Linked DNA regions of Homo sapiens: region 2 is linked to region 1. The links are chromatin loops, found by intact Hi-C in ENCODE. Cell type or tissue: lower leg skin. All regions are shown on one strand. Each heading gives the region's core, and the rest is flanking DNA. Links, peaks and the distances in the headings are about the cores only. Region 1 overlaps RFX1 (regulatory factor X1). Region 2 holds the start of PALM3 (paralemmin 3).

Region 1 (8,408 bases), core at 409-8,408:
TGAGTGCCCCGCCTTCACCCCGAGCTGGGCATGGGCCTGGCCCCTCGTGCATTTGCCCTTTTCTCGGCTACAGCTGTGGACGTTGCCCTCGGGGAGGTCGAATGGACCCCATTCCCCCTGCCCTGCCCGCCCCCAGCCTCCCCACCCAGGCCGGCAACCTGGCCATCCCCATTCCGTTCTTCTTCATGTAATAAATGTTTTAATTTCTGAACCTCATTGAGGTCCTGTCACTGCAGCTTGGGGCCCAGCTGGAGCCCCCGCCCCAAGGCCCCCACCAAGGCCCGGCGAGTCAGCAGTAGGCAAATATCACAGCGGAATTTATTGTTTTAAGAAAGACTACAAAAAGGTAGAAAACAGCTCGGCACACTAGACTACCACACGTGTGGACACTTTCACCACCGGGAGAGGGAGCCCCGTGGGCACGGGGACTGGGCAGGGCCGCCCCAAAAGCTATAGCACGCGGAGCACACAAAATAGTGATTTTTATACAATAGGTCAGATTTCCATTTTTTTTTCCTTTTTCTTGCCATAAACATCTATCTCACAGGCTGAAAACACTGAGAAAACTGGAACAGATAAGGCCATGATGGTTGGAAAAAAACCCAACAAGTTACCAACTCCGCTCGGGCGGCGCTCACGAATCGCACAATAGTCATGGGGTGGGGGTCGCACGGCACGGAGGAGAAGCGTGGTCTCCGGGAAGATAGGGGCACAGAAAAGGTTCCATTACAAACCAGCGGCGGAGGGCGGGGGCGCGGGGGCTGGGGTCTGTGGGCACTCCCCGGCTCCGCGGCTCGCTGCTCTTTGGAAGCTGGAGGCCGTGCCCCCTGCCGCCCTCCTCACAGCCGGGCCGGGCAGTGCCCCCTTCTTGAGCTTGGGGGCAAGGGAGGGCCCAGCGCTGGAGAAGATGCGACACCCACGGCTTTAATTGCACTTAATACCAAGAAGGGGAAGCAGTGGGGTTGCTGGGGGTAGGGTGTCCCGGGGCTGCTGCTGACAGTGGGGAGTCCCCAGGTGACGCCCACCTGCGCCGGCCCGGGGCTCAGGGCTGGGCCCAGGACAGGCTGTGCAAAGCCAGCGAGCTGAATAAGTTAACAGTTTCGCACGGGAGGGGGCCTGCCTGCCTGCCCCCTGGGGTGGTGGGAGGACGGGGCTGGGGAGAAGACGCTGGGGCCTGGGAGGGGGGCGGCCAAGGGGCCGAGCTGGATGCCCCGCGGGGCACCTGGGCACGCGGCGGGTTCCTTAAGGCACGTCTTTTGTGTCAGAGTTTGCAGCTGCGGCTCCGCCCAGCCCACTGATTGTGCCGGCCCCATAAGGGAGGAGGGCCCCGGTCTTCCCTGTCTCGGAGTCCCCCTCCCTGCCCTGGCTGAGGCTGGAGCAGTGACCACGAAGCCACAGAAGCTTTGAGGGACCCTGGCGTGGAGGGGTGGCGGGGGCGGGTGGGGCGGGGAGGCCAAGGGCTTAGCTGGAGGGCAGCGCCTGCACGAAGAGGCCGCGCGCGTCAGTCCGCGCCAGCTTGGCCGGCGGCTCCAGGGTCTCCGGGCCCAGCGCGGGTGACTCGCCGCCAGCCGCCAGTGAGATGTCCTGCGGCAGCTCGTCCTCGCTCTCCTCCTCCTCTTCTTCCTCCTCGTCTGGAACACAGGGACCAAGTCCGGCTCGGGGCGGGGTGGCAACGCCCCCGGGCTCCTCCTCCTCCCGAGCCCCTCCGTTGTCCGCCACCCCCGGGACCCGCGCCCTGGGTGGGAACACGCCTCGCCTACCTTTGTCGGGGTCCAGGGGGTTCAGGGAGGTGGCCAGATTGGCGAACTGGAGGAAGAAGAGAAGAAAATGGGTGAGGGTCCCGCCGCCTGGCGCCCCGCCCGCGCCCCCAGTGGCCCGCCTCGCGCACCTCGCCCATGACGGCGATGGGGGTCTCGCCCTTGGCCTGGGCTACGCGGTGCTCGATCAGGTAGTACATGTACTCGTCGTAGAGCAGCCGGATGAGGTGGAAGGAACCGAAGCTGGCGGCGCTGCGCAGGGTCAGGTCCCGGATCACCATGGAGCTGGGGATGGAGACGGAGAGGAGACCGTCAGGCCCCGTCCGGCCCGACCCCCTCTCCCCCTCCCCGCTGCGATGCGCCCGGGCCTCGCGCCAGCCCAGTGACTCAGGCTGGATCCCGCACAGCCTTCCCGGCACATGAGCCCAGGGCCCCAGCCTGCCCGCCCAGCCTGCAGGCTCGGGTCGTCGTAGAAGAGCACCTGAGACCCCCAGGGACGCGGGGCCTTCCCTGGTGCCGCCCGGACCCGATCCCGCCGCGCGCGCACCTGTAGAAGGACCACTTGAGGAGGAAGAGCTTGGCGGCCTTGGGGAAGCCGGCGCTGCCCTGGTAGGGCTTGAGCACCTGGCTCACCACGCCGTCCAGCCAGGCCGCCCACTGCTCCAGCGAGTTCTGCTGCTGCAGCGTCACCTTGAAGTCCTGCTCCAGCCGCTGCACCACGCGGTCCTCGCAGCGGCACACCCACGAGGCCTGCTCCTGGGGCACAGAGGGTGGGCGGGCGCCCGGGGCTCAGCCGCCGTCACCCCCGCCTGGCCCGCCCCGTTAGGCTGCCCCTCATTCGCCCGCCCCGCCCCGCCCCGCGCTCACCTGCACGTTGGCGAAGTCCACGCGGTTGAGGTCGCTCAGCATCTGGTTGATCTGTGCGGTGTTCTGCAGCACAGCGCGCGCCGCCTGCGCCAGGTGGTTGAGCGACGTGTAGCGCCGCAGTGTCTGCGCGAAGGCGCCAGCCGCGGCCACCTGCGTGCAGGGATTGAGGGGCTTGCTGCTTCCAAGGAACCCCAGCCCGCCAGCCCTGGCCCCACCCCGCTGCAACCTCCCTAAGCCTGTTTCCTTTTTCCTAAAAAAGGAGGGATGTGCCTCGCTACTTTTGTTGGGACACAGAAGGATCGGGACCTTCAAACTTTGGGTGTCCACTCACAAGCGCCCCCCAAAATTCAATTTATTGTGTTCTGACCAGGGCACAATATTCTTTGAAATTTATTTATATTTTTTAAAATAACTATTGAGACAGGGTCTCGCCATGTTGCCCAGACTGGTCTCGAACTTCTGGCTTCAAGTGATCCTCCTGCCTTTGCCTCCCAAAATGTTGGGAGTGAGCCACCGTGCCAGGAAAGGCCTTTTTTTTTTTTTTAAAAACGAAAGAACACAATAGATAATATGGAGGGCACTGCACAGAAAGGGCAAACACTGCTTTGATAAACACGTTTCATTTTCTTTTTCTGTTTTTTGTTTGACACTGAATCTCTCTCTATCCAGGCTAGAGTGCAGTGGCGCGATCTCAGCTCACTGCATCCTCCGCCTCGTGGGTTCAAGCGATTCTCGTGCCTCAGCCTCCTGGGTAGCTGGGATCATAGGTGCACACCACCACGCCGGGCTAATTTTTGTATTTTTAGTAGAGACAAGGTTTCACCATGTTGGCCAGGCTGGTCTTGAACTCCTGACCTCAAGTGATCCGCCCGCCTCGCCTCCCAAAGTGCTGGGATTACAGGCATGAGCCACTACGCCCGGCCTCATTTTCTTTCGTACCCTGGAATCTCAGCTCTGGGAGAGGACAGGGGTTTTGTCCATCTTGTTCATTGCTGTGTACTGAGAAGGAGGTTGTGTGAATACATGAATACATGAGTCTCGCTGTTTCTTCTGAAGGGTTTGCTCCTGGATCTGGCATCTACTGTCTCCAAAGGCCCCAGTCCCTGCCCTGTGCCCAGCGGTGGTTTTTTTGTTTGTTTGTTTTTCCCAACCACATCCCATCAAATTCCTCACATCTAAGTAGTCAGCGAATGTGCATCTTTTGATGAAAAAGGCAAGTATTATGTTTCCTTATAGATGTTGTTGCCTTTCTTAAAAAGTTTTATCTGTTTCTGCACACCTGAAGCACTTTCTAGCAAGGCTGTCTAAAGGGAACTACTGTACATTTGCAGTTGGTTTTTATTTTTGAAAGATGCTGTGTTGAGTACAGTAACACCACAAAGGGGGTTGCATTTCAGAAGTGGGTGCCTGAGGACACTGGTTTATAAAGACAATGCCCAGGGTGCTCCCCGAGGCGGAGAAGGTCTCCCCTTCCTCCACAGGCATCATCCCTGGAACAGGCGTGGGGACAAATTTTACCGCCCCTGGGGAGCAGAGGAGACGGAGGCCTAAGCCCCAGAGATAGGAGAAAGGGACCCCCTCACACTCTCACCTTCACCCGCAGCATCTCCTCGGGGATGTTGACCATGGCGTGGGTGAGCCAGCTCTCCAGGCTCTTGGCAAAGTTCCGGATCGCTTGGGTCAAGGCACCTGTGGGCGGTGGCGGGGGTCGGTCAGGGCAGGGCGGGTGTATGTGGGGCAGGGGATGCCGAGCAGGCCGAGCACTCACTGGGGATGGGCCGCAGCACGTCGGGAATGAGGATTTCCACCAGGCCCTGGTACAGCACGTTGTCACAGTGCTTGGTCCATTGGAGCACGGGCTCGAACTTGGAGAGGAGCACCAGGATGGCTTTGGGCAGTCGCTTCTCGGCCTCGTCATGTCTGCGGGCACCCACCCCACCCCGGGTCACTGGGGTACTCTATGGTCCTGCCCCCATCGTCAGAAGGGAACAGGTAGCCCCTGTCCCTGACCCAGGGTCACTGGGGTACTCTGTGGTTCTACCCCCAGCATCAGAAGGCACAGGTACCCCCTTACCCCCACTCCAGGGTCAGTGGGGCACTCTGTGTCTTGCCTCCAGTGCCAGAAGGCACAGGTATACCTTGTCCCCAACCCAGGGTCACTGGGGGCACTCTGTGGCCCTGCCCCCAGCGTCAGAAGGGCACAGGTACCCCCGTCCCCAGGTAAGTACCCCCTGCCTCCCAAAGATCCCCAGGGTCTGGTTGGCACAGGCCCGAGGGGTGGGACGGGATCCTATGCCCTACCCTCCATACAGGGGTCAAACAGATTCCAGAACCTGCCACTCCAGGGAGAAGATGGTGCCCTGCCCCATGCCTGGGCTTAGTCAGGCACTCCACCCCCGACTGTTGAGTGTCGGGTGGCTATACACACTCCACACAGCCAAGGATATGTGTACCCCACAAACTGCAGGGGACAAGCAGGTGCCCCAACCCTGGCCATCAAAATCACCTGCGGGTCATGCCCTCCTCCCCCCTCTCCCTCCCACAGTCGCCGGGCAGTACTCACACAGCCAGCGGTGGCGCCTCACTGGGCTGGCTGAGGTTGTACCTCCAGAAGGTCTTCCACAGCGTCTCCACCAGGGTGAACTGCAGGTTCACCATGACGTCGACAATGGCCTGTGGCAGAGGCGGATGCTCAGGGAGGCTGGGGGGCAGCATGGCCCTCCCATGCCCGTGGCTGCGTCCCCGTCCACTTGCCTGCCCACCTGGCCACCCTACCTCACAGTGTTCCCGGTACAGGACCTGGAAGGCTTTGATGTCCCCGGGCCCGACGCCCTCAGGCAGCACCTTGCCCTGGAGGTCGAGCTCTGTGAAGTCAGGGAGGCTCCGAGAGGCATCTAGGGGGCCGGGGGGAACCGTGAGGCCCTTCATCCCCCTTGCCTGCCCACCCTGGGGTCCTACTGACCTGTCCGTTTCCCATCAGACTGGGGTCCCCCATGTGCCGGTGAGACAACGCTAGGTGGGGTGAGCGCCTGGCCCGGGCCCAGGACGGGCCCAGGAGTGAGGGCCCACACTCCTCTGGCAGAGAGGACAGGAGGGTCTTGTGCCAGCCCTGCCTGTCTGCTGAGTAACAGCACTGCACCAACCCTCAGGACGTGGGCCTCTGAGTCCCGGCTGCAACACAGCACCCACCTGGCCGGGGAATGGGTAGGCACCCAGGGCACAGTCAGGACCACAGGACACTGCCCTGAGCCTAAGCACCCCAGGTTGGGGCTAGCCATGGACAGTCGCCCTAGGGATGCCCCTCGACTCTGCTAGAAGTATTGTTCCCCACCCTCCAAATGGGATGTCCCGGCCTCCAGGGCAGGTGGGGAAATGAGCTCCCACGTGCTCAGGATCAAGGATGTGTGGCTGGACTGTGGGTTCCAAGGGTTGCTTGTTTACTTAGCATCCTTTGGCCCTGTTTTCATGGATTGTTGTTTACTTTGTCTTTTTTTTTTTTTAAGAGATGGGGTCTTGCTATGTTGCCCAGGCTGGTCTCCAACTCCTGGACTCAAGCAATTCCTCCCACCTCGGCCTCCCAACGTGCTGGGATTACACACGTGAGCCACTGCACCCGGCCTTTTTTATTTTCCTGAGACAGAGTCTCACTCACTGTGTCGCCCAGGCTGCAGTGCAATGGCATGATCTTGACTCACTGCAACCTCCGCCTCCTGAGTTCAAGCAATTCTCCTGCCTCAGCCTCCTGAGTAGCTGGGATTACAGGCACCCGCCACCACACCCGGCTAATTTTGGTATTTTTAGTAGAGATGGGGATTCACCATGTTGACTAGGCTGGTCTCGAACTCTTGACCTCAAGCGATTCCTCCAGCCTCGGCCTCCCAAAGTGCTGGGATTACAGACATGAACCACTGCACCAGGCCTTACTTTTAGAAACACTGGGTACACACCTGCCTTCTTGGCGAGTGAGTGGTCCTAGCCCTGTGGACACCATGGCTGTGGGATGGCTGGATGGGAAAGCGAGTGGGCCTCACAGGACTCATGAGAGAAGAGGACCTGCCGTCATATCTCCAAAAAGTAACCATGTCCAACTGGGTGGGATTTGAAATCTCATGTATGCCGGGCATGGTGGCTCATGCCTGTAATCCCAGAACTTTGGGAGGCCAAGGTGGGAGGATCACTTCAGGTCAGGAGTTCGAGACCAGCCTAGCCAAGATGGTGAAACCCCATCTCTCCTAAAGTTACTAAAATTAGCCAGGCATAGTGGCACGTGCCTGTAGTTCCAGCTACTCAGGAGGCTGAGGCAGGAGAATCACTTGAACCCAGGAGGCGGAGGTTGCAGTGAGCTAGGATGGTGCCACTGCACTCCAGCCTGGACGACAGAGAATCTATCTCAAAAAAATAAACAAATAAATACAAAAATAAAGAAAATCTCAAGTAGCATAAAGGGGATTCACTGGGAAGCTCAGAACCCCCGAGAAATGCTTTGCATTGAAAGAAATGAGAATCTACCTTGAAGAAGGATTCTAGGGACAGAACTGTCACTGTGGACGGAGACTGTGATGTCTCCCCCACCCCCTGCTGGTTCTCGGGCATCTCTCACCAAGCCCTCCCCAGCTCAGAGGCTGCCTGCCGCCATCCAGCTTTGGGAACCGTCTGCACGGGGCAGGGAGGCGGTGGTTGGGGAAGCACGGGCCAGGGAGCTCTCACCCAAAAATTGCTGGTACTGCTGCACCTGGGCGCTGATGTCCGACAGCCCCGTGCTCGGCTGCTGCCCCACCGCCACGCCGTTGGTCATGCCTTCCATCTTCTGGATGGGCTTGAGCCTGGAGTAGAATGGGCAGGTGGGCCGGCTGCTGGGGGCCGGCCTGTGTGCCCTTCCCCGCCTGCCCTGCCCTGGGTCCGGCCCTGCCTTCCTACCTCTGCTTCTGCGAGAAGGGCTGGCCCCGCATGGCCATGTGCTGCTGGTCCTCCATCAGCCGCAGCAGGGGTGAGCTGGCCTTGATGCGCAGGCCATAGTAGTGGTACTTGGAGTTGCCCCTGGGAGGGAGGTGGAGGGGAAGGGCTGGGCTGGGGGTCTGCCGGCTGGCCGGCCATGGAGCACCTCACAGCACACCCGTCTCCTCTCTGTTAGGAGAATGGATAGAGAGACGCCTGCCCTGCAGAGACGGGGGTGCTGCACTGAGGAGGCACAGGGGCTGTGGGTGTCAGGAGAGATCCAGCGGTTTGCCCAAGATTATGCATAAATGAATGGCTGAATGGATGAATGGCTGAACGAGGTGACGCTGAAGCTGGGAATGGGAACCGAGACGTGAGCGGAGGTGAGCCATGGGGGTTGCAAAGGAGAGGAAGAGAGGGGCGGGTTCTTGGGATGCCTTCTTGTTCCTTCCCGCATGAATTTACTGACTCACAGACCCTGATGAAGCACTGACTAGGTACAACCCCGCGTCATCGAGGTACGAGCACTGCAGACGGACCAGAACAACTGAAATAAGTCATGTAAAAGGCACGTGTGGGCCGGGCACGGTGGGGTCATGCCTATAATCCTAGCACTTTGGGAGGCCAAGGCAGGTGGATCACTTGAGGACAGGAGTTCAAGACCAGCCTGGCCAACATAGCAAAGCCCTGTCTCTACTAAAATTATTTTTTAAAAATTAGCTGGGCGTGGTGGCACATGCTTGTAGTCCCAAGCTACTCAAGAGGCTGAGGCATGAGAATGGCTTGAACCCGTGAGGCAGAGGTTGCAGTGAGCCGAGATTGAGTCACTGCACTCCAGCCTGGGCCACA
Region 2 (16,182 bases), core at 3,472-11,471, 94 kb after region 1:
CTTTGGCAGGCCAAGGTGGAAGGATCACTTAGAGCTAGGAGTTTGAGACCAGCCTGGGCAATATAGCAAGACCCCTCACTACAAAAATAAAACATCAAAAACAAAAACAATTAGCTGGGCATGATGGCACACACCTGTAGTCCGAGCCACTTGGGAGGCTGAGGTGGGAGGATCGGTTGAGCCCAGGAGTTCGAAGCTGCAGGGACCTCTGATTGCACCACTGCACTCCAGGCTGGGTAACAGAATGAGACCTTATCTCAAAAATAAACAAACTAATAAAAAGCAAAAAAAAAAAAAAAAGAAAAGAAAAAACACTGCATTTGGGCACCATCTCAGCTCCCTTGCATCCAGGTGCAGCATGGACTGAGTTCTTGACAACAGAATGTGGTCAGAAGTGACATATGCCAACACGGGGTCTGGGTGGGGGCTCCCCCACATCCTTTCCTTGCCTATGAGCTGGAACATAACACATGCCTATGATCCAGCTTTGGTCATACCCAAGGGGAAGGTGGAGCAAGAAATGAAAAGGAACCTGAATCCCTGAATGACTGCATGGATAGAACCACTAAGAAAAATAAACTTTTATATTTTTATAGCTACTGTAGCTTTGAGGTCTTTTTGTTACAGCAGCTCAATCTATACTCTCACTGATTCATAATCTTTGACTGTAGCAGGGTTAAGCCTCAAATTTCCCACCAGGAGATGACGCTGTGATTCTGTGCTGACTACACACACATTCAAGCCGTCTTGAGTGCTTTCACATTTTATTTTCAAGTATAAAGGCTTCATCGCAGAAGGAGGCCAGGGTTACAGGCAGTGGGCAAGGGGTCTGGAAGCCCAGGTTTAGGTGGACGTGCAGGCTAGCTGGCTCCCAGGTGCCATGGCCAGTCCTGTGGTCCCTGTCTGTGCCTGGGACCCTCTTCTGGGTGCCAAGAGGCCGAGGTAGCTGTGAGAGGAGCTGGACATGGGGTGGAGGGGCATGGGTTCACATGACCGCACAACACTGGCACGTCTTTTGCTTAGGGCCACTTGCCTCTTCACCCTCGGTGGGGGCAGATGGCTCAGGCTGCCGGGCAGGCGCGTAGGTGGGCACAGGGTGGGCACTGGGGTTGGCGCTGGGCCCCTCCCCCTGAAGCAGTGGCTGGCATTCGGCGGGCTGCTCTGGGGCTGGGGTCTCTGCCAGAAGAGGTGTGGCATCCCCCAAGGGGCCTTGGCCCTCAGCAGCGGTTTGGGGCTTCACTCCTTCCTCCTCCAGGGCTCCTACTGGCTTCTCCTGGGGCTGGGGTCCTTCCTTCTCTGGCCTTGTCTCCGTGTTAGCCTCAAGGGGAGGCCCTGCCTCATTCATCTCCTCTGCCTGGGATTCACTTCCTTCCCTAGACCCTTGTTCTAGATTCAGATCTCCCTCCGTCCCTTGGGTCTTCTCTGTCTCCAATGATTCCTCACCTCCCCTTTTCTCTGCCTCCAGTGTCTCCTCCCCTCCCTTTCTCTCTGCCTCCAGTGGTTCTTTGGTTGCCTCTGGCTCTTCCTCACCTCCTTTCTTCTCTACTCCCAATGGTTCTTCTACCTCCTCCTCCTCTGCCCCTCGCTTTTCCTCATCTCCTTCCTTCTCTGCCCTCAAATGTCCCTCAACTTTTCTCTCTATGCCCAGTGGTTCCTCACCTCCTTCCCTCTCTGTTCCCAGCTTTTCTGCACTTCCTCTGCTCTCCAGCTCCAACTTCTTCTCTCCTCCTTTCCTCTCTACCACTGGTGACATCTCCGCTTCATCCCTCCCTGTCCCTGGCTTTTCCTCACTTCCTATTCCCATGGATTCTTCCGCTTTTCTCTTCTCTGCCTCCCAGGTCTCCTCGCCTCCTCCCGTCTTGGCCCCCTCGGCCCCCAGCGGGCTTTCATCTCCTCTCTCCCTCCCTGCCACCTCGGGCCCTTCCAACCCCTCCACCAGCAGCTCCTCCCACTCTTCACTGAGGGTCACTCTCTCCACCCAAATGAAGGATCCCTCCTCTCCTCCAGAGCCTCCCTGCCCATCACCCTCAGGGCTGCCCTGGGGCACATCTTCCCCTTCTATGGAAGCTGCTGCCTCTAATCTCTCCTGGAGCCTAGGCGAGCTAGTCTGCACGACCTCAGGGACCCTGCCTATCTCCCCCATGGCCTCTGCATCACTGCCACCCACCCCCTCCCAGACCACCTCCACGATGCCCCTGTCCTCCTTCACCCAGGCCGGGAGCTCCAGGCTACCAGCTCCCTTCCTGTCTCCGATGGCTTCCAGCACCACTTCCTCCACCTTAGCCTCCAGCTCGGGGCCCGTGGCCCCTGTGGCACAGTCCTCTGTGGCCCTCAGCCCTTCCCACACCACACTCACCACGCCCCCTCCTTTGGCCTCACCCACCCGCCCTTCGGATGGCACTGCCCTCTGACTTAGCCCCTGCTCTGGAGTGGGGATGGGGCTGGGGCATGGGCCATTGGCTTCTGAGGAGTCTCCTGCTGCCCCGGGGACCTGCCTCGGGCCTGGCAGAAACCCCAAGACATCCTCCCTGGGCTCAGAGGGGGACTCTGGAGGCGTGCCCACTAGTCCAGCCGGCAGGGAGGCTCTCTTGTTCAGATCAGTCTGGCCTGGGGGAGTCAGAGGTGGAGGGGAGAGGACAAAAGGGAAGACAGGGTTAAGATGGAACAAAAGGACTGCCATCCACACTCCCCTTGAGTCACCCTCTCACACCCAGGCTCTGGGGTGACCTGACCCCCAGACCTAGGGGCTCCCACACTTACCTACAGAACCTGCCTCGACAATGGACTGGGAGAGAGGACGGTGACCCTGCAGAGATGGCGGAGACAAGGTCAGGCTGGCCCTCATCCCCACCTCCAGCCTCCCTGCATGCTAGGCTCCCACCCCACCACCCCTAAATACCCTCAGTGGCTCTCTATTACCTTCAGGATCAAACTCCACATTGTACCTCTGCCTTCCTCATCTATCTTATTGCCCTATGTTCCAGGGCCTTGCACACAGTAGGTGCTTAAACAATACTGCATTCCCATAGCCAATCTGTATTAGGGGCCTACTTTGTCAGTTACTGGTTACCATGCACAAGGGACACTTAAGCCTTTTGTTTTTGGCACTTACATTCCAATCAACATAAATACAAATTAATTTTTTTTTTGAGATGGAGTCTTGCTGTGTCGCCCAGGCTGGAGTGCAGTGGCGTAATCTCGGCTCACTGCAACGTTCGCCTCCTGGTTTCAAACGATTTCCCTGTCTCAGCCTCCCTAGTAGCTGGGACTACAGGCACCTGCCAGCATGCCCAGCTAATTTTTGTTTGAGACAGAGTCTCACTCTGTTGCCCAGGCTGGAGTGCAGTGGTGTGATCTCAGCTCACTGCAACCTCTGTCTCCAGGGTTCAAGTGATTCTCCTACCTCAACCTCCCCAGTAGCTGGGACTACAGGGACACACCACCATACCGAGCTAATTTTTGTGTTTTTAGTAGAGATGGGGTTTCACCATGTTGGCCAGGCTGGTCTCCAATTCCTAACCTTAAGTGATCCGCCCACCTCGGCCTCCCAAAGTTCTGGGATTACAGGCGTGAGCCACCATGCCTGGCCTATACTGTTGTTATTCCCATTTTAGAGATGGGAAAACTAAGGCTTGGAAAAGGAAATTGACTTGCCAAGACCACAGAGCAAAGTAAAAGCGGGAAGCGGATCTGAATGCAGACCTAGTGGCCAGGCTGCCCTTGGAGAAAGCTGCATTCCTGATTCCATGTCCTGCCTTGAGGCCTGCTGGCCATGCCCTCCCATCCCACTCCCCTGATTCCCCCCTCACCTGTCTGCGCCAGCTGGGCCTGCCTGAGGGCTTGTGCTGGGCACCTGTGGAAGCACTTTGCAACAGTTGCAGCTGGGACTGGAGTCTGAAGAAGAGAGAGGGCTGCTAGGAGCTGGGCCCCCAGGCTCCTTGGGCTCCTAGACTCAAGCGACCACCTCCTTGGAATGTGCCCAGGGTCTCGATCTCACCCAGCTGGGGCAGGGTTCGGGCAGAGCTAGAAGGTCTCCACTCACGTGAACAAACTGTCTTCCAGGTTCCGGATTCGGGCCTGAGCCTGGCCCTCGGGTGACTGGGGGTCCTTCGAGGTGGGGTCTTCGGATGGCTCTGGCACTGCAGCTGCCCCATCCATTAGCCAACGTTCCCGGAGAGACTTCCTCTGGGCAGGGGAAGGGAGTTGGGGCTGGGCATACAGACTACCCCGGTCCATGTAAAGTCCCCTCCCGACCTCTGCAGGCTGGGCAGGTATCTTATCACCACCTCACAACCAGTTGCGACATACATCAGGCTGGGATACATGGCCACAGTGCCCCCCAACGCTGCAAGTGGGCAGACATCCCTTGTTCCAAACCCTTCCAAAATGAAACGGGCACTTCCAAAGTGAAATCAATGTCCCTCCCTACTGGCCCCTCCCTACCCCAAAGCTAGACTTCGGCTCCTCTCCATCTCCCCCAAATTGGGACAAACAGCATCACTGTCCCAGACTTTTCCCCAAATGGAACAAATGTCCCCATGACCACCCCACTTCGTCCCTCCCAGGCTGGGAAAGACATACCCCGCCCCGGCCAAGCTGGAACCAACGCCCCCAACTGCCCGCTCCCCCCCAAAAATTGGACAGAGGCTCCTATCGTCCCCCAAACCGACTTGCACAGACACCCCCCACTCCATTCCCCAGGCTAGGCAGGCGCCCCCGCCCGCCCCCAACCTTGAGACGCTCCACGCGGAGTTTCTCCTCCTCCACCTCCCGGCGCGCGGCGCGGATCTCCTCCTGCAGCCGCCGCTTCTCCTGCGCACAGAGGACCCGGAGCTGCCCGCCGGCCGGGCGCGGCCTCCACCACCTCCTCTTCCCTCCCTTTCCCCTCCCTCCTCCGCGGGGCTCACCGGAGCTCCCGGGGCTCCCGAGGCAGCGAGCCCGGCGGGGGTGGCCCAGCGCGGGTCTGCACCCAGGGCGGGGAGGGGGCTGCGGAGGCGCTGACTCAGCGGCGGGCGGAGTGGGGGGGGCGGGGCGGGGGCGGGGCCGGCCGCGCCCGGGATGCTGCGGAGGCCTCGCCCGCGCCCAATGGGGGTCTGTGGATGGGGGGTGTAGGGGGTGGGGCCTTGGGACAGCTATCGGGGGAGGGGCAGAGCTGGGGAGCTCCGAGATACGAGGTTAAGAGAAATGGGGATCAAAGGGAGGGTGCGGCCGTACGCGGTGGCTCACGCCTGTAATCCCAGGACTTTGGGAGACCGAGGCGGACAGATCGCTTGAGGTCAGGAGTTCTAGCCTACCCTGGCCAACATGGTGAAAACCCGGCTCTACTAAAAATACAAAAATTAGCTGGGCGTGGTAGCAGGCGCCTGTAATCCCAGCTACCGGGGAGGCTGAGGCGGGAGAATCTCTTGAACTCGGGAGGCGCAGGTTGCAGTGAGCGGAGATCGCGCCACTGCACTCCAGCCTGGGCGACAGAGCGAGACTCCGTCTCAAAAAAAGAAAAAAGGAGGGGAGGGTGCTAGTGAGATGGGGGTCCGAAATGGGGATGCAGCCATGGGAGCCCAGAGTAATGGAGTGTAGACATGGAATCTAGAGAGATGGGGTGCAGAGGTGGGGGTGCAGAGAGATGGGGTACAGAAGTGGGGTACAGTGAGATGGGGTACAGAAGTGGGGTGCAGATAGGTGGGGTATAGAAGTTGAGTGCGAAGAGATAGGGTACAGAAGTGGGGTATAGAGAGATGGGGTGCAGGGAGATGGGGTTCCATAGATGGGGAATAAAAAGGAGGGTGCTAGTGAGATGGGGATCCAAAATGGGGGTGCAGCCATGGGGGTCCGGAGAGATGGGGTGCAGAGATGGGGATCAAAAGGAGGATGCTAGTGAGTAGTGAGATGGGAGTGCAGCCACGGGGTCCAGAGATACTGAGGTGTAGAGGTGGGGATCAGGGAGATGGGATACAGAGATAGGGGTCAGAAATATGGGGTACAGAGGTGGAGGTATGGATAGATGGGGTATGTAAGTGCGTGCGGAAAGTTGGGGTTCAGGGAGATGGAGGAGGGAAGGATGCAGGACAGAGATAGGATCAGAGTGGTAGAGACCCAGAGATGGGGGAGTCCAGAGAGACGAGGAAGTCAGGGATGAAAGTTCCCAAGGAAGGACTGTCAGGATGGGGGCTCCGAGGTAGGGAGATTTGAGAGATAGCGGTCTGATAAAAGGCGGTCCGAGAGATGCGGCTCAGGCATGGGGTTTTTGGGAGGCTGGGGTTCAGGAATGAGGCATAGCCGATGCAGGCTCTGGAAGTGTGGGGGCCACAGCTCCCCATTCTGAGGGTGGTAGTGACCAGACAGGAACTGGGGGGCAGAGGGGGCTGGAGAATTGGTGTGGGGAGCCCTGGGCGGGGCTGGAGCTGAGGGCGCTCTCCGCAGAGATGACGGAGAGACGAGAAGGGAGCATGGTGGAAAGTTTGGGGGTGCCCAGGGCGCGGGGAGGGCGTCACTTACAGCGATGACTTCTAGCCGCTGCCGGTAGAGGGAGCTCTCCGCCATGGGCCTGTTGGGAGAGGGCAGGGGCTTCGAGGGGCTCCCATCTTGAACGCCCCCCTCTTGGCCAAGATCCCTGAGCAGTATGGAAATTGCCCCGAGCCCAGCACTTTGCCTCTGTTTCCCCTTTGCACCTGGGAAGAGTCTGGGCGGGGGGCGAGGGTCTTGGGAGGGGAACTGAGCAGTGACCACGACTGGTGAGGCTAAAGCCCTCCCTAAATCTGGCTTTGTCTCTCTCAGCCTCAGTTTCCTCATCTGTAAGATGGGCAGGAATAGCTTGACCACCCTGTCCTTGCCACCCCCGATCTCAGAGGACGCTTGCAAGGAGCTATTCATGCAGGGAAAAGCTTAGGGTACAGTGCTACAAAAATAGTCCCATTGTTTATGAATAATCATAATTTATATAATTCCATGATGAATAATATGTATGATTAATTATAATAACCATCTCCAGTCCAACCTGCAGAAACTCTCAAATGCCACCAGGCCCCTAACAGGCTGTGTGCCTCTTTCTCTTCCCAGTCCCACACCCTCTCTGGACCTCAGCTCCTACCCAGAATTTCTCAAGCGCTGGGGGGGCAAGCGAGTCTGTGGCCCTCCCACTGTTGCCATGGTAACCCCAGAGCTGCCTCCTCCACCTGCTAACCCCCCTCCCTGGGGACAAGGATCACTGGGTCACTCTGCCTAGGACTGGACTCTGAGCTGGGAGGAGGGGGACTTGCCATTTAAGGTTTAACTCGAGATTCCCCTGTCATTGTCTTCCTCAAAACATCTCTACTTCTCAGCCTCCAGAGTGGCCTCTGGACCCACTTAGGCTCCCGTGGAAGCTGGAGGGTGACTGTCATACTGCAGGATGATTAGGGACAGTCAGTGTCACACCAACCTTATCAACACAGACATGCATTGGGCACCCCTGACTATGTTGCTATGTTGACCACGTGTCACAGGCCAGTATCTAGAAAGCGATGTCTCTCTGCCTGTCATCTCCACCGGCATGGACGGGCGCTGATCAAACCCTCAAACATTTATTAATTTGAACAGTCACCCTACTGGGTAAGCCTCATTGCCTGAACTCCAGCTAGGACCTTCCAGATCTTCTGTGGCCACAACGTGAAGGCTATTAGCACTTATAGTGCTATATATATGATATATATATACTATATATAGCATATAGTGTTCTAAGTGCCCCACGGGGTTTCCGCTAGGTTCCCACAGCCACCTCTGCCTCCCCCTCCCTGCCTCTATCATGACACAGTGGAGTCAACTCTTTGCTGAGTTGACATTCCAGCTAAGAACAAAATCAGCCAACCATTAGCTAGCCCGTAACACGTGCCAGGTGCAATGTAATTCACTGAATCCTCCCAACGACTCTAGGAGGTAAGCTATATGAATGTGTCCATTTTATGGATGGGAAAACTGAGGTTCTGAGAAGTGGCAGCAGTGTCCAAGGTCATGGAGCCAAGATCAGAACTTGAAGCTATCAGATCCAAAATACTGAGAACACAGCTGGCGAGGGGGGTGGGGGTGCAGGTCTAGGAATCCCCATCAAGGTAGCTAAGAGAGCAGCCTGGAGACCCTGAATGCTGTTTGGGGCAAGGAATTGAAGTCATGCTCTTTCTTTTTTTGAGTCGGAGTCTCGCTCTGTCACCCAGGCTGGAGTGCAATGGCTCAATCTCAGCTCACTGCAACCCCCGCTTCCTGGGTTCAAGTGATTCTCCTGCCTCAGCCTCCTGAGTAGCTGAGATTACAGGCGTGCACCACCAAGCCCGGCTAATTTTTGTATTTTTAGTACAGATGGGGTTTCACCATACTGGCCAGGCTGGTCTCGAACTCCTGACCTCAGGTGATCTGCCCGCCTCGGCCTCCCAAAGTGCTGGGATTACAGGCGTGAGCCACCGTGCCCGGCCACGAAGTCATGCTTTGCAAGATATCCCAAAGGAAGCCCAGATTCTGTGCTTATAGGTTTGCCCCTGGGGGAGGGCTGAAGTCCCGTGGTCTCCTGTACCACCCCCAAGATGTAATCTCCCTGCCTCTTCCTTGCTGGGGGGGATCGGGTTCCCATTGCTAAGCAACCAGGTTTGTAGTTGGTGAATAATGCAATGGAGGACCTAGAAGGGTGAGGAACCGAATTGGGGTCCCTAGTGTGGGGGGAAGCCCCTTTTCCAAAACTCTTTCCAAACCTCTGAAGCCCCCTCTACCCTTTTAACCTTAAAAAACTCTCACCCCTCAGCTATGAAAAGACTTCACACACCCCATTCCATCTTGCTTATCTCTAACTAACTCTGGAAGAACAACGTAGGCGGCCTGGGCTTCTGGCCACCCGCAAGAGTTGGTGGCCATTTCATGAAGGAGGTCATCCTTGCAATGTTGCCATTGTCTTTCTCAGGCTGGGAGCTTTTAACTTCTGTTGGATCTCAAGCCTTTTCTCCCACCTTGGACACTGACTTTAGGGGCAAAACGTGGAACCCAGTGACCCTGACCTTCCCCACTCCCTGCACCACAGCAGTAGCCCCACCCCCTGGCTGGACTTTGGGTTCTCAGCCCTGGCAGCGGAAAATCCCCGAAGAGGAAGGGGCAGGGGGAGCCTATATCTCTCTCCCACCCCTTGACTCTTTAAGGAAGGGTGACACTGATGAGCCTATGGGGTTGGCTAGCCAACCCCTCCACTCCCCGGGTCCCCTTAGGAGAGACCACTGGAGCTCTCGGCTCCCAGACAAGGCCAGCATCCCCCATGAGCCCCTCCCAAGGCCCTGCCCACCAGCCCCCCTGACCCCCCAGACACTTACATGGGTGTGGCCAGAGACCACACCTGGCTCTGCAGGGCCATCTCTGCCCAGAAGTTCACTTTCTGGTCTCCGAGTTCTGGACCCACCACCCGCTTGCCTGAAGGTGCCCCGGAGGCTGTGACTTGGCTGCCTGGAGTGGGGGGGGGCTGCGGGCGGGCACCGGGAGAGCAGGTCCAGCGGGTTTGGGCCAGGGAGGCGGTAGGCACACCAGAGAGGGGGGCTGGGGGCTGGAGGGCAGTTCTGGGGAGGTACTATCAGCTGTCCTGATAAATTATTCACCAGCCTCTGGCCTCTTTGTTGCACTCAGCTGCCTCCCGGAAAACACTTTCACACACGCGTGGTCAAGCGTGGGGGTGAGAGTACTGAGTCGGTGACTCCCCCTGCCACCAGAGAATGGCATTTCTACTTGGCACCCCAATCATCTTGAGTCTGACTGCCTGCCAAGACTCACCCACAGGAGAGCACCATTGCATAGCACACAGGCTGGAGACTGTTTTATTTTTTTAGAGATGGGGGTCTCACTCTGTTGCCCAGGCTAAAATGTAGTAGTGCGATCATAGCTCACTGCAGTTTCAGACTCCGGGGCGCAAACAATCCTCCCTCCTCGGCTTCTCAAAGTGCTGGGATTACAGGCATGAGCCACCACATCTGGCAGATAACATTTTTTAAAATTATTTTTTAAGAACAGGCACAGTGGTGCATATGTGTAATCCTAGCACTTTGGGAGGCCCAGGTGGGTGGATCACCTGAGGGCGGAGTTCGAGACTGGTCTGACCAACATGGTGAAACCCCGTCTCTGCTAAATACAAAAAAAAACTTAGCCGGGCATGGTGGTGCATGCCTGTAACCTCCGCTACTTGGGAGGCTGAGGCAGAAGAATCACTTGAACCCAGGTGGCAGAGGTTGCAGTTAGCCAAGATCGCACCATTGCACTCCAGCCTGGGCAACAAGAGCAAAACTCTGTCTAAAAAAAAAAAAATTACTTTTTGAGCCAGGCACGGTGGCTCACGCCTGTAATCCCAGCACTTTGGGAGGCCGAGGTGGGCGGATCACGAGGTCAGGAGTTTGAGACCAGCCTGGCCAACATGGAGAAAGCCTGCCTCTGCTAAAGATACACATTAGCCAGGTGTGGTGGCACACCTGTAGTCCTAGCTACTCGGGAGGTTGAGGCAGGAGAATTGCTTGTACCCAGGAGGCGGAGATTGCAGGGAGCTGAGATCATGCCACTGCACTCCAGCCTGGGTGACGGAGCAAGACTCCGTCTGAAAAAAAAAAATTACTTTTTGATCGTGGTAAAATACACATAACAAAATTTACCATTAGTGGCATTTAGTATGTTCACAATATTATGCAATCCTCACCACTGGTTCAGAATATTTTCATCAACCCAAAAGGAAGTGATCACTACTCATTCCCCTGCCTCCCGTGCCTGGCAACCACCAATCTGTGTCCATCTCTATGGATTTGCCTATTCTGGACTTTTTGTTTTTCTTTTTTGTTTGTTTGTTTTTTTAGATGGAGCCTCACTCTATCGCCCAGGCTAGAGTGCGATGGGCACAATCTTGGCTCACTGCAACCTCCACCTGCTGGGTTCAAGCAATTTTCCTGCCTCAGCCTCCCAAGTAGCTGGGATTACAGGCACCCGCCATCACGCCCAGCTAATTTTTGTATTCTTGTAGAGACAGGGTTTCACCATGTTGGCCAGGCTGGTCTTGAACTTCTGACCTCAGGTGATCCATCCTCCTTGGCCTCCCAAACTGCTGGGATTACAGGCGTCAGCCACTGTGCCCGGACTATTCTGGATAGTTCTATAAAAATGGACTCACAGGCCGGGCGCAGTGGCTCATGCCTGTAATCCCAGCATTTTGGGAGGCTGAGGTGGGCGGATTACCTGAGGTCAGGAGTTCAAGACCAGCCTGACCAACATGGAGAAACCCTATCTCTACTAAAAATACAAAATTAGCCAGGCATGGTGGTGCATACCTGTAATCTCAGCTACTTGGGAGGCTGAGGCAGGAGAATCACTTGAACCCGGGAGGCGGAGGTTGCGATGAGCCGAGATCACGCCATTGCACTCCAGCCTGGGCAACAAGAGCGAAACTCGGTCTCAACAAACAAACAAACAAAAGACTCACACACTATGTGGTCTTTTGTGTTTGGCTTCTTTCACTCAGCATCACGTTTTAAAATTTCATCCATGTAGCGTGTATTTATCGTTCCTTAATTCTTTTTTTTTTTTTTTTGAGACGGAGTCTCGCTCTGTTGCCCAGGCTGGAGTGCAGTGGTGCAATCTAGGCTCACTGCAAGCTCCGCCTCCCGGGTTCACACCATTCTCCTGCCTCAGCCTCCCAAGTAGCTGGGACTACAGGCGCCCGCCAACACACCTGGCTAATTTTTGTATTTTTAGTAGAGACGGGGTTTCACTGTGTTAGCCAGGATGGTCTCAATCTCCTGACCTCGTGATCCACCCGCCTCGGCCTCCCAAAGTGCTGGGATTACAGGCATGAGCCACCGTGCCCAGCCCCCTTAATTCCTTTTTTATGGCTGAATAATATTTCATCATATGAGTATACTATATTTTGCTGATCCATTTATCCATTGATAGACATTTGAGTTATTTCCACCTTTTGGAGGAAATAAAATATTCTATTTATTATTTATTTATTTATTTGAGACAGTCTCACTGTGTCACCCAGGCTGGACTGGAGTGCAGTGGTGCGATCTTGGCTCACTGCAACCTCTGCCCCCCAGGTTCAAGTGATTCTCCTGCCTCAGACTCCTGAGTAGCTGGGATTACAGGCATGCGCCACCATGCCTGGCTATTTTTTGTGTTTTTAGTAGAGGCGGGTTTCACCATATTGGCCAAGCTGGTCTTGAACTCCTGACCTCAAGTGATCCACCCCCCAAAGTGCTGGGATTACAGATGTGAGCCACCACATCCAGCCTATTTAATTGTTTGTAGATTGATTTTATAACTGTTAAATATTTAGATGTTGGAGCCAGGCATGGTGGCTCATGCCTGTAATTCCAACTACTCGGGAGGCGGAGGCAGGAGGATTGCTTAAGCCCAGGAGGTTGAGGCTGCAGTGAGTTGTAATCACGCCACTGCACTCCAGCCTAGGTGACAGAGCAAGACCCTATCTCAAATAATAATAATAATAAGGCATTATTCTAGGCATGGGGGCATTGGGTATAGAGATGAACTAGACAAACAGAAAATGCTATTATGCAGCTCACTTTCTCGTATGGGGAGAGAGACAGATAATACACAAATAGAAAGAAATATAAAAGCAATTGGTGCCGGGTCTGGTGGCTCATGCCTGTAAACCCAGCACTTTGGAAGCCCGAGCAGGCAAATCACCTTAGGTCAGGAGTTCGAGACCAGCCTAGCCAACATGGCGAAACCCCCGACTCTACTAAAAATACAAAAAATTAGCCGGCCATGCACCTGTAATCCCAGCTACTCAGGAGGCTGAGACAGGAGAATTGCTTGAACCTGAGAGGCAGAGGTTGCAGTGAGCCGAGATGGTGCTACTGCACTCCAGCCTGGGCAACAGAGCAAGACTCCTTCTCAAAAAAAAAAAATAATAAAAAGAAGGCTGGGGCCAGGCACGGTGGCTCACGCCTGTAATCCCAGCACTTTGGGAGGCCGAGGCAGGCAGATCATGAGGTCAGGAGATCGAGACCATCCTGGCTAACATGGTGAAACCCTGTCTCTACTAAAAAATACAAAAAAAAAAAGAAATTATCCAGGCATGGTGGCGGGCACCTGTAGTCCCAGCTACATGGGAGGCTGAGGCAGGAGAATGGCATGAACCCGGGAGGCAGAGCTTGCAGTGAGCCGAGATCATGCCACTGCACTCTAGCCTGGGTGACAAAGCGAGACTCCCTCTCAAAAAAAGAAGAAGAAGAAGAAGGCTGGGCGCGGTGGCTCATGCCTGTAATCCCAGCACATCGGGAGGCCGAGGTGGGTGGATCATGAGGTCAGGAGTTCAAGACCAGCCTGGCCAACGTGGTGAAACCCCGTCTCCACTAAAAATAGAAAAATAAGCCAGCCGCGGTGGTGCCACCAGTAATTCCAGCTACTCGGGAGGCTGTGGCAGAAGAATTGCTTGAATCCTGGAGGCAGAGATTGCAGTGAGCCAAGATCGCGCCACTGAACTCCAGCCTGGTTGGCAGAGTGAGACTTTTTGTCAAAAAAAAAAAAAAAAAAAAAAAAAGAATAAAATAAAAATGAAAGCAATTGGTGGCAACTGCAATTGGGGGTGAGTTATTGAGAATACCTGAAATGGGGCTAAAGAAGGAGTGCTCTTGTAGGCTGGGTTATCAGAGACCACTTCCCTGAAGAAGTGACATTTGAGGTGAGACCTGAATAGAGGAACCAGCCATGTGACTGTCATTTCAAGCAGAGAAAACAGCAGTGCAAAGACCCTGAGGTGGGAATGCAGTTGGGGGAGGGGTTAAGGGAAGTACGAAGCTGAAATGAAGTGACACAAGGTGACAGTGTGAGAAGATATGACCTGAGAAGTGGGCAGGGCCTGCTGGGGCAAGGTAGAGAATTCGTATTTTTATTCTAAATTTGGTGGGAGCCTTTGTTTTATTTGTATTATTATTATTGTTTTAGAGATGGTGTCTTACTATGTTGTCCAGGCTGTTCTTGAACTCCTAGGCTCAAGCCATCCTCCCGCCTGAGCCTCCAGGGTAGCTAGGATTATGAGCAAGCCACTGTGCGTGGCTTGATGGGAACCTTTGAGAGGGAGGAGGTGGCTGGAAGGAACAAGGATGGAGAGAAGTGGATGAATCCAAAATCTGTTTGGAGGTGGAGTCAAGAGAGTTTGCTGATGAATTGGAGGGTGGCTAAAGAAAGAAATTAAGGCTGACTCCTGGGGTACTTTTTGGCACGAAAAACTGAATGGGTGAAATTGACACACATGGTGAGGAGGAGTAGGGTTGGAAGAACCAAGAATGTGGTTTTGGAAGTGTTCAGTCTGAAATGTCTATTAGACCGGAGACTGCTAGATATGAGTCCAAAGCCTAGCGGAGCAGTTAGAGTTAGAGATATAAATTTGGGAGACATCAGCATAAAGATTATATATATATAATATATTAATATATTATATATATTAATATATTATATATAAATATATTATATATAATGTATTATATATTATATATAATAATATATTTATTTATATATTATAATAATGTCTATAAATATATTATATATAATATATTAATAATATATAATAATAAATACATAATATAATAATAAATATAAATATATTATTAATTTATTAATAATTTATTGTTGATATATTATTAATAAATTAATAAATATAAAAAATAATAATATAATACATATATTATATATAATATATTAATGTATTATATATTATATATTAATGTATTATATATTATATATTATATATATAAATATATATATAATATTTATATTTCTATATTAATATATTATATAATTATATAATATTATATATTATAGATATTTTATAATATATTATATATATATTAGAAGTGGAGTCTCACCACTTGCCACGTTGCCCAGGTTGGTCTCAAACTCCTTGCCTCAAGTGATCCTCCTGCCACAGCCTCCCAAAGCACTGGGATTACAGGCGTGAGCCACTGCACCCAGCGTAGATTTTTTTTTTTGAGACTGAGTCTCACTCTGTCACCCAGGCTGGAGTTCAGTGGCACGATCTCGGCTCACTGCAACCTCTGCCTCACAAGTTCAAGGGATTCTCCTGCCTCAGCCTCCTGAGTAGCAGGCCCACACCATCACGCCCACCTAAATTTTTTTGTATTTTTAGTAGAGACGGGGTTCCACCACGTTGGCCAGGCTGGTCTCGAACTCCTGACCTCAAGTGATCCACCACCTCCGCCTCCCAAAGTGCTGGGATTACAGGCTTGAGCCACTGTGCCCAGCCCAGCCTAGATGTTTAAAACATGAGATTGAAATTTGTCAGAGCCTGAGTCCCAATAGGAAAGATTGTGCACTTGAGGCTGGGGGCAGTGGCTCACGTCTGTAATCCTAGCACTTTGGGAGGCTGAGGCGAGTGGATCATGAGGTTAGGAGTTCAAGACCAGCCTGGCCAAGATGGTGAAACCCTGTCTCTACTAAAAATACAAAATTAGCTGGGCGTGGTGGTGGGTGCCTGTAATCCCAGCTACTCGGGAGGCTGAGGCAGAGAATTGCTTGAACCCAGGAGGTGGAGGTTGCAGTGACCCAAGATTGTGCCACTGCCCTCCAGCCTGGGCAACAGAACAAGACTCCTTCTCAAAAAAAAAAAAAAAAAAAAAAAAAAAGTCTGGGCACGGTGGCTCATGCCTGTAATCCCAGCACTCTGGGAGGCTGAGGCAGGCGGATCACCTGAGGTAACAAGTTCAAGACCGGCCTGGCCATGGTAAAACCCCGTCTCTACTAAAAATACAAAAAATTAGGTGGGCGTGCTGGCACATGCCTGTAATCCCAGGTACTTGGGAGGCTGAGGCAGGAGAATCGCTCGAACCCCAAGAGGCAAAGGTTGCAGTGAACCGAGAACGCACCATTGCACTCCAGCCTGGGCAACAAAAGCGAAACTCCGTCTCAAAAAAAAAAAAAAAGATTGTGCACTTGAACACGGTGGTTGATGAGAACTTAATAGAACCCAGTTTATAAAGCTGGAGGGGAAACCATCAAGGCACAGTATAGACGCCCTGGGTTAGCAACGCCTGGCAGCTGTGACCACCTCTTTGCCCTGGAGAGAGCTGTGTAGAGCTACTGCCTGTAGCAGAGGGATGTCACCAATGGGGCTTGGAGGTAGGGGACACGGGATAAACTTTTTCTTTTTTTTTTGAGACAGAGTCT

Evidence for each region. A loop is a pair of places that touch in the nucleus more often than their neighbours do. Peaks named below come from ENCODE experiments on the same cell type or tissue, not always from the same donor. Only the 100,000 strongest peaks of a DNase experiment are listed, where the experiment ranks them.
Region 2: a loop joins it to region 1, with 1.8 times the contacts of the local background. A loop is called at or near these places in 8 of 110 quality-filtered maps.

The regions. Positions count from the first base shown.
Region 1 is chr19:13,961,234-13,969,641 of GRCh38, forward strand. It overlaps RFX1 (regulatory factor X1), which reads right to left. Exons shown (of 21, transcript NM_002918.5): 11 at 7,542-7,661; 12 at 7,332-7,447; 13 at 5,400-5,518; 14 at 5,188-5,297; 15 at 4,393-4,544; 16 at 4,216-4,313; 17 at 2,625-2,774; 18 at 2,305-2,513; 19 at 1,889-2,042; 20 at 1,761-1,806; 21 at 297-1,631. The coding sequence ends at 1,462. DCAF15 (DDB1 and CUL4 associated factor 15) reads left to right here. Exons shown (of 13, transcript NM_138353.4): 13 at 1-216. Among named protein-coding and RNA genes, the nearest start is that of DCAF15, 13 kb to the left of the region's middle. In lower leg skin, for the core only: no CTCF peak of the experiment used is centred there; no DNase peak of the experiment used is centred there.
Region 2 is chr19:14,052,620-14,068,801 of GRCh38, forward strand. It overlaps PALM3 (paralemmin 3), which reads right to left and starts at 9,457. Exons shown (of 7, transcript NM_001145028.2): 1 at 9,321-9,457; 2 at 6,496-6,544; 3 at 4,732-4,812; 4 at 4,043-4,185; 5 at 3,810-3,894; 6 at 2,761-2,806; 7 at 748-2,607. The coding sequence starts at 9,361. The coding sequence ends at 986. It overlaps IL27RA (interleukin 27 receptor subunit alpha), which reads left to right. Exons shown (of 14, transcript NM_004843.4): 14 at 1-599. RefSeq lists enhancers at 3,481-3,981, 3,982-4,482, 9,398-9,952. In lower leg skin, for the core only: no CTCF peak of the experiment used is centred there; DNase peaks (open chromatin) are centred at 5,199, 6,512, 7,149, 9,553 and 1 weaker place.